Linked DNA regions of Mus musculus: region 1 is linked to region 2. Evidence: chromatin contacts called from ENCODE Hi-C or POLR2A ChIA-PET data. All regions are on one chromosome and are shown on one strand. Each heading gives the region's core, a stretch centred on a gene start or an enhancer-like site at or near the end of the contact. The rest is flanking DNA. Distances are from core to core; before and after follow the strand shown. Region 1 overlaps Rnf216 (ring finger protein 216). Region 2 holds the start of Fbxl18 (F-box and leucine-rich repeat protein 18).

Region 1 (4,484 bases), core at 6-2,505, 160 kb after region 2:
CACTTTCTTAGCTTACCTTAAGTCTTCTGGCTGGGGAGCATAGAGCAGAAACTTCACAACAACTATTTCAAAAGTACTCTATTAAAGGTACTGGATTCCTCTGGAGCTACAGCTGGAGATGTTTGTGAGCTGCCTGACTTGGGTGTTGGGAACGGAACTTAGGTTCTCTGCAAGAGCACCATGTGCTCTAAGTTGCACTAAGCCAACTTTCCATCCCCATTCAAAGTATTATAATAGTATCAAAAAAGCTAAGTGCTTGCATTCTCTTTTGATTTTTCTTTTCTTTTTGAGCCAGGGCTTCATGTAGCCAAGGTTCCTAAAACTCCTTGATAGTCTTTGCCTTGACCTAAAGTGCTAAGACTGCAGAAGTGCCATACCAAATCTGGCATGAGCATTTACTTTTTAGAACTACTTGTATATTGATTCTAACAACTATTTATTATCACTGACAAGATCCTAGGGTTTTAATGGATAACACTTTACACAGATTTTACACTTTCCAAAGACTTGAAGTGATGAACAGAAACCCACCAATTAAGTCCTTCATTTATACTGGCTAAGAGCACTGAGGGTATCTGGCATATAGGATCTCCCAGGTCTCTTTTAAAAACTGGGTATCTACAATTACAAGCCATGAGAACCAAATGTCAACAATACACAGCTGGGCAGAGTTCAAGTCTTATTGCAGGCAGAGAATAAGCAGATGAGTCCTCCTCCTGCCTCTACTGTCATGCTGGCGTCTGAACTAAGCAAGACCAGGACTGACCACAGTAGCACTCCTTGTCTGTCTCTGCTTTCTCCTCATGGTGCAGCAGGCAGGGTTACTACAGAAAAATCTCATTGCCCTTTTATGGTAGAAAAATGAATTACTGGCCCAGCATTGGGGCCCAGAGATGACAGAAGGAGAGCTGTCATTTGTTGTGGTTTTGGCAGCCATAGAATAGTGTTCTTCCTTCAGGCTAGATGGTACATACCAGGCATCTGCTAAGAGAAAACAGGCCTGGCCAACTGCTGGAGGCACCCTCCTTTACTTTGCCTGTGAATGGACATGCCACTTAGGAGGAGTGAGCCTTGATTTTGTAGAAACATTCTTTTCATAAAATAAGGTATGGAAAAGTCTTGCATTATGTGAAAGTTCTGAGCAGAGATGCCCAGAGGACTCAGTTCCAATCACTGGATCCATGTACCTTGAGCACAAGCTATTGAGACTGGGGTCTGGCAGGGAGGTAATCTCACATGACAGAAGGCCAAGAAAGCAGCCGCCCACTGCAGATAAAAGTCCACCCCATGAAAGCACAGTAAGGTCCCAGGCCCTTCTGCTGATAAAGCAGTAGTTTGCAACACAAGGCAAACTGTTTGCATTTCTGTCAAGAGGCCTGAAGAAAAAAAGCAGGCTTCCCAGCTGCAGACACACATTGCAAAAGAAGAATTAGGCAATTCTCTGTAGGCACATCAAGAGTTAGGGAAATTAAGCTTATCTGAGTGAGAGAAATTAAGCTTATACAACATGCTTTCGGGTGGAAAACAAGCCCTTTAAAATGGGGGGTAGGGAGCACACAACTGTGATGCTTGCACAGTTTCTTTTACATTTAATGTTCCCAAGGATGGGGAGTGGGGGGTGGAGGGAAGCTGGTCTGTCAAACTGTAGGGACACACCAACTGCCCAGAAATCTGCTTCAGAGACAACCACAAGGAGGAGGAATGATATTCCTGGGCACCAATGTAGAGTCTGTATCCCAGATGGACCTGGAGTGGCCTGTGTGGCCCCAAGCCACTCTCCTTGGCACCTCCAGTTTACAAAATCCAAAAGACTGGTGCCTCTTTAGCCACTCCCATCTCACTTCTGGGAACTGGGAAATACCCATGCAAATACTCAGAGCTTTGTTAACAGGCTTGTTAACAAAGGCTAAGAAGATTTATCTAGGACTAAAAGACTATGTGTCCTCAGGCTCTGACAAGGCTTCAGGAAGATCTCTATCTGCTACTTCCTCTCAGAATTAAAGGTTCCCTCTAAAGCACCATGAACCCACTATGAAACCTGTTATAGTTTCCTGGCATCTATAGAACTGACTTCACACTGTCACAGTCCATGATCTGGAGTCTGTTTTTCTGCCTAATTGTAGTTCCTTCCACTGTGGTCATACTTGTCTATTGGCTGACCCTGAAAACAGCTCAGCTCACATAATCCTCTGGCCCCACAGTAACATTCTGTCTCCACCCATTATATCTTACTGCAGCATAGTCAGGCTAAGACATAGCTCACACTTAGTGTTTTTCTCAGTGTGACAAACCCTAGTGATCTTTTCTTCTTGGGAGTCCCACTATCTCTCACTGCTGTCTAGATGAGCTGGCCTGTAGCACTGCTCCCAGCACAGCTGTTGAATTACCTAACTGTTCTTGTAACTGTAGTGTTCCATTGCCTCTGTGCAGAAGAGAGGCAAAGGGAAAGGGGAACAGCTCTGCCAGTCTAGTAAGAAGCAGCAAGGCTGCCCTGGAAGAGAGCACACGCCCCTGGGTAAAGGGGAGGCTTTCATAGGGTGAGGAGAAAGAGTCAAGTTTCTGAAAGGACAGTGGTGTTTTTAGTTTGACAGGAAAGGAGAGGAAGGCAAAAGGAAAGACAAGACAAGAAAAGAAAGAAACTAGTATTTTACTTGCTGTGGCTTAGAATCTGGATCAGCTTCTCAGGCACAGGGAGCATTTGAAGCCAAAATGCTTTTCATATGAACCTCTGGTGGGAATAAATCTGGGGGTTGGGAGTGGGGAAGTACTTTCATGAGGCTACTGGAATTTAATCTGACAGACTTCGTCTGTTTCTTTTTGAAAAGCAAATGCCAATCTCAGCTTTCTAAGAAGCATTGACTTTGGACTGGAAGTCCAAATAATTTTGGATGCTCTAAAATTATCTGGTCTCTCTTCAGGCCTTCAGGTAGAGTAGCCTGCATGCAAGATGCCCTGGAGATGGAATAGTCAGTGTAGTCACACCAGAGCCTGCAGGAATAAGGAAGGCAGGAGGAGGAGGAGGCCACACCTGCTGCATAGTCTTTCCAAGCAGCCGCTCTGCTGTCCAGCATCAATTCCATGTGTGTTGCTCTGATAGGTTCCACCTGCTCCACCTCTCAGGTACTAATCAAAGAACACAGACTCTCATGTAGAATCTTGACACAGAACCCTCTTCCAGGGTGATGAGCCATTTGTCCTTGCACAGACAGTTGCTGCCATTCCTGTGACCAAGCTCATCTCAGAAAAGTACAGATTTAAACCCTAGGATAAGCCAATTAGTAAGGGAGTTTCATTCCCTGTGAGGGATGCATACATACTCAAGACTAGCAAAGCAAAGCAAAACAGGCAAAAGCACAGACATAGCAAAATGGAAGATGTGCAATTGTTTAGTTGTTTTATTTAGTTCTTATAGTGCTAGAACTTGAACCCAGGTCCTTAGACATGGCTAGGTCTACCACAAAGCTACACTTCCAACACTTAGTGATGATTGGTAAGGAAAAGGCAAAGGTAGATAATATAAAGAATCCCATGGACCCAGCCACTAACGATCGACTCAGAGTCAATTTTAGCTTATCTAGTCCCTTCATCTTCTTCCACCCCACCCACCCTCCCGTACAGCCATGAACAAATTCCAGACTACTTGGTTCATTTATAAAGATTTCAGTGACTATCTCCAAAAGATAAAGACTCTGAAAACAAACACAATAAAACTTTCCCAAGCATACATAAAGAGCAGCTGGAAGCTCTAGGTTTGACTCCTATTGATATCACCTGCTACTGTGTGGCTGGAAAGCAAGCATACCCATTCATACCCACTAGTGGAGAGCTCCATCAGATGTGTATCTGGACTTTAGCCTGAGGATGGTGTCAAGCTCCCAAGCCAGGGAGTCATGACTACACATACTGAGTTAACAGAGGTGCTGACCACTAACTGTACTGTGTCTCTCTCTCCTTCCTTCCTTCCCTCCCTCTCTCCCTCTTCCCCTCCCCTCTGCCCCTCCCTCCCTCCCTCTCTCTCTGGACCCTGACCTCAGCCGATGAGATTCTGTTTCTCTCAACTACTACTCTGAGTTACCAAGGTTACTGACACATCACAGGGTTCATTACCATGCAGTGAAGACACAGAGCACACAGTGCAGTGCAGTTTCAAAGAAACCGGCATCTTCTCCTATTGTGGGCAGTGAGGGTTTCCAGGCCAGGATAGCTGACCCTGCTCAGAATGGGGTAGAGGCCATAGAGAGACTTTTAACTGTGACCTATGGAAAGGTCACAGGGCATGTAGGGGCTAGTAAGTAGCAGTTGTTCCTATTCTGTTTTCTGTCTCTTACTAGGGAAGATTAAGGGGTCAGAGGCCATTTCCATTTCATGGCTGCCACACTGCAACTGGGAAAGAACCCCTGAATTCAAAGTAAATGCAAAACCCAGGAAGAACATCTATGGTTTCTGCATTGCTCCCATTTTGCTCAGTAAATGCTCTCCCATCT
Region 2 (4,158 bases), core at 1,602-4,101:
GATGCCCAGACAGTCAGCCTAAATCAGTGAGGTTCAATGAGACCCTGTCTCAAAATACAAGACGGAAGGGCTGGAGAGAGGATGGCTCAGCTGTCAACTGAGCTCTTACAGAGGAGCCAGGTTCAGTTCTCAGCACCCACACGATGGTTCACAACCAGCATTAACTACAGTTAAAGTCCCAGGGGCTCAACTCTCTTCTGGCCTGTTGGCACTTTGTACACACGGCACACGTACATACACACAAGCAAGCACTCAAACACACATTCACATTAAAAAAAAAAAAAAACAAAAAACAACAACAAAGCCGGGCGTGGTGGCGCACGCCTTTAATCCTAGCACTTGGGAGGCAGAGGCAGGCGGATCTCTGAGTTCGAGGCCAGCCTGGTCTATAGAGTGAGTTCCAGGACAGTCAAGGCTACACAGAGAAACCCTGTCTCGAAAAACCAAAAAAAAAACCAAAAACAAAAACAAAAACAAAAAAAAAACACACTTGCTGGGTGTGGTGGCACAAACCTTTAATCCCAGCACTTGTGGGGACAGAGGCAGAAGGATCTCTGTGAGTTAAAGGCCAGCCTGATCTACATAATGAGATTCTGTCTCAAAAATAATTAATTAAAAAATGCTTTCTAGGGCTGGAGAGATGGCTCAGTGGTTAAGAGCACTGACTGCTCTTCCAAAGGTCCTGAGTTCAATTTTCCAGCAACCACATGGTGGCTCACAACCATCTGTAATGGGATCCAATGCCTTCTTCTGGTGTGTCTGAAGACAGCTACAGTGTACTCACAAAATAAATAAATAAATACATCTTTTATTTTAAAAAATGCTTTCTAAAGTAAAGAGTGCTTGTGGACATCCAACATTGATTTGGGGCCTCCACAAGCACTCCCACATTCGAGAGCACGCACAGGAGCCAAGCACAGCAATGTGGGTCTACAGTCCTGGCTACTTAGGAGGCTGAGACGGGAAGACACCTTGAACCTGTGAAGTTGACAGCAGCCTAGGCACCATAGCAAAATCTAATCTCAGAGGCTCAAACCTTACTGGCTGGCTATGTTGCTCACTCAGGGAACAGAGGAGCTTTTGAGTCAGGACTCCATAGGATCACACGAGCAGACATGTCTATTTAATCCCTAGGACGTAGAAGTCATTGAGAGCTACTAATACAGCAATACTATCCTGGAACTCCTCTTGCTAGAGACATAACTTTCTACCACCTCACTCCTCTCTCATTAGTCTAGAGCTGGACCACACACTCTCTTTCCTGTCAATCAAAGAGACACTTCTGAGTCCAGTTTTCTTCAAAGAAAGAGAAGCTTCCAACAGACCCCAGACATAGTCCTCATACCCTGGAAAACACTTGTAAGTCTCACTGGATAAATGCAAGGAAACTCCTAGGACTTAAAAGTGTGCCCAGAGATCAGCAAGACGGCTAAGTGAGCAAGAGAGCTTGCCTTGCAAACCCGATGACCCAAGTTCAAACCCTGGGACCCACATAAAATGCTGGATGCAGTGACCCACATCTGCCATCCCAACACTGCTAGCGCAAAGTGAGAGGAGGAGATAGGGGCATCTGTCAAAAGCTCACAAGCCAGCTACTCTGGAGTATACACCATCAAGAGAGATCCTGTCTCAACTGGGGGGAAAGGCAGAAGCGATAATTTAGTACTACTCTTTCGGAGGACCTGAGTTCGATTCCCAGTACCCACACTGGGGAGGCGAATAACCACCTGTGTAACTCCAACACCGGGTGCACATGATCCTCTGGTCTCCTCAGACACCTGTACTCATGTACACATACCCACACACAGTTATACATACACACATACACACACACACACACACTAATATAAACCAGATAAAAGGCAACAACCAACTCTTCAAAGTGGTCCTCTGACTTCCACATGTACGCCACGACACGCACCCATGACATGCACATGCCAGTACTCACGCATACACACACGCTAATATGATAAATAGGTGTACCCCCAGATGCGAGTACCTAGGAAAGAACAAATATAACTCAAGATAGGGAGGAAGGCAACAGGGAAGCTACCAGGTGCTCCCCTAACCCCCGCCACGGCCCCATACTGTCGTCTGCAGAAAAAAATACTGCACACCCGTAACAAGACGCAGTGGGATTCTCCAGCTGACCTAGATCATAAAGCTCTGGGGTCAGTCCGACGCCCTATCACACTCCCGCGCATCACAAGTAGACTCCAGAAAGAAGTGGGCTGCACTTAAGCTGATAGAAAAAAAGAAGAAGCCAGGGCTGGGAATGGGGTCGAAGCCCTGAGTTCCACCCTTAGCTGCACATTAACCACCGCGTGATGATGCACACCTGTAACCCCAGATTTACAAAGGCTACAATAGAAAGATTGCTGTACGTTCAAAACCAGCCTGGGCTGCACACTGAACTCCAGGCTAGACTGGGCTACAGTGTAAAACAAACAAGAAAACACAAGCAGAAGGGACAACGTCCCATAGCTGCGAGGGCAGAGCCAACACACAAGGAGACGGGGGAAAGGCCTGGAAACTCAGCAGGCCACGTGAAAGGGTCCATTCTGGCCATCGAGATTGTGCGCCTGGGAACAGATGGGGTCAGGAGAGGAGAGGGCCTGGTAGGAGGGTAGGAGACGGCAAGGATGGGCCTTGGAATAAAGCCAGGGTCGGGAGGGAAGCCCAGAGGGGACTCCAGCCGCCGGGGCTGGAGGTGCAGGTCGTACCTCTCCGGAGCTAGCCGCCGGAGCTGCAGCCTCACAGTCCCCCAGCCTGCCAGCGTAGGGATGCTCGAAGCCGGCGCGGCCACAGCTCCACAGAGACCCCGGTAAGGGGCGTGGCTGCGGCGCACGCCTAGACGTACTTCCGCTTGCGCCCGGATGGACCCGGTGCGGTCGCCATGTTGGGTGTGGCATAAAGTACTCTCAGGATTCAGAGGCGTCCAGAAGGTCACGAGTGACCAGTCTCTTAAGCTACCTCCGCAGTTTCTTGCTGTCGCTCCAACAACATGCGTTCTGCTCCAGGCCTTTGCATTTGCCATTCGCGCTACACACTGCGCTCCAAGTCATCTGTCACAGCGCTCAGGTATCCTAGATAACCATAGCAACCTTCATGTGCACACGCTCCTGAATTTGCCCCTCATCTTGCGTTACAACTCTCAATAGCTCTTTGCACCGCCTGACTTGCTAAGCCTTTTTGCTTGTTTTGAGTCTCACTCTGTAGTCCTGGCTGTCCTGGAATTAGCTATAAAGACCAAGCTGGCCTTGAAGTCACAAAATCCGCCTACCTCTGCCTCCCATCTATGCCTAGGCCACTGTTTATTTAATGTATGTGAGTGCACTGGAGCTGTCTTCAGACAAAGTTTCTGGGAATTGAACTCAGGACCTCTGGAAGAGCAGTCAGTGCTCTTAACCGCTGAGCCATCTCTCCAGCCCCATCTTGTTTTGTTGTTGTTGTTGTTGGTTTTTGGTTTTGTTTTGTTTTTTTGTTTGTTTGTTTGTTTGTTTTGGGTTTATCGAGACAGGGTTTCTCTGTATAGCCCTGGCTGTCCTGGAGCTCACTTTGTAGACCAGGCTGGCCTCGAACTCAGAAATCCGCCTGCCTCTGCCTCCCGAGTGCTGGGATTAAAGGCGTGCGCCACCACGCCCGGCTGTTTTGTTTTTTAACACTACTGAGGATTGAACCTAAGGCTTCCTTTCATGCGTGCTAAGTAAGCACCCTGCCTGTACCCCCATAACTAAGCAGAGAGTCTGCCTGGTACTGTTCTTTGCATGTCAACACTGAACAAATAAATATTTGCTGAATAAATGAATAATAAATGTTTCCACGGCGTTTCCAGTTAAAAATGGTTTCCTAGAGCTCGTGAAATGACTCGTCAGGGAAAGGAGCTTGACTCTGACTGACCACCTGAAGTGAGTTTGATTCCAAGGACCCACACGCTGGAAGGAGAAGACTGCCTTCTAGAAGCTGCCCTCTGGTGTCTGTGTCTGCACTGGTCATGCACATGTGCTCTCGCTCGAGTGTACACAGAGAAAGAGTCAGGAAGGAAGTCCAGATGGTTTAAAATTAAGATAATAGTTTAATGGGAGCTGGGGATGTAGTTCATTTGAGTATTTGTCTAGCAGATACATAACCCGGGGTTCCGTCCCTGGCACTATATAA

What was found. Hi-C counts contacts between places; a loop is a spot of excess contacts on that map. ChIA-PET counts read pairs that join two places held with the same protein, here RNA polymerase II (POLR2A).
Region 1: POLR2A ChIA-PET joins it to region 2 with 29 read pairs in Patski. The contact joins the enhancer-like site here to the promoter of Fbxl18 in region 2. A Hi-C loop is called at or near these places in 4 of 37 maps with a recorded cell type or tissue (CH12F3, mature B cell and v-Abl transformed pro-B cells). POLR2A ChIA-PET finds 5 or more read pairs at or near these places in 4 of 5 experiments (Patski and embryonic stem cell).

What each region holds. Positions count from the first base shown.
Region 1 is chr5:143,057,081-143,061,564 of GRCm38, forward strand. All of the region lies in intron 13 of Rnf216 (ring finger protein 216), which reads right to left. The region is part of intron 2 of Gm43380 (a long non-coding RNA gene); the gene reads left to right. Among named protein-coding and RNA genes, the nearest start is that of Gm43380, 20 kb to the left of the region's middle. Within about 2 kb of position 1,256, at least 1 of the 3 ENCODE cell types and tissues checked has a DNase peak (open chromatin) inside an H3K27ac peak, as active enhancers do.
Region 2 is chr5:142,892,387-142,896,544 of GRCm38, forward strand. Fbxl18 (F-box and leucine-rich repeat protein 18) reads right to left here and starts at 2,852. Exons shown (of 5, transcript NM_001033312.3): 1 at 2,724-2,852. It overlaps Gm38733 (a long non-coding RNA gene), which reads left to right and starts at 2,918. Exons shown (of 2, transcript XR_003955825.1): 1 at 2,918-3,081.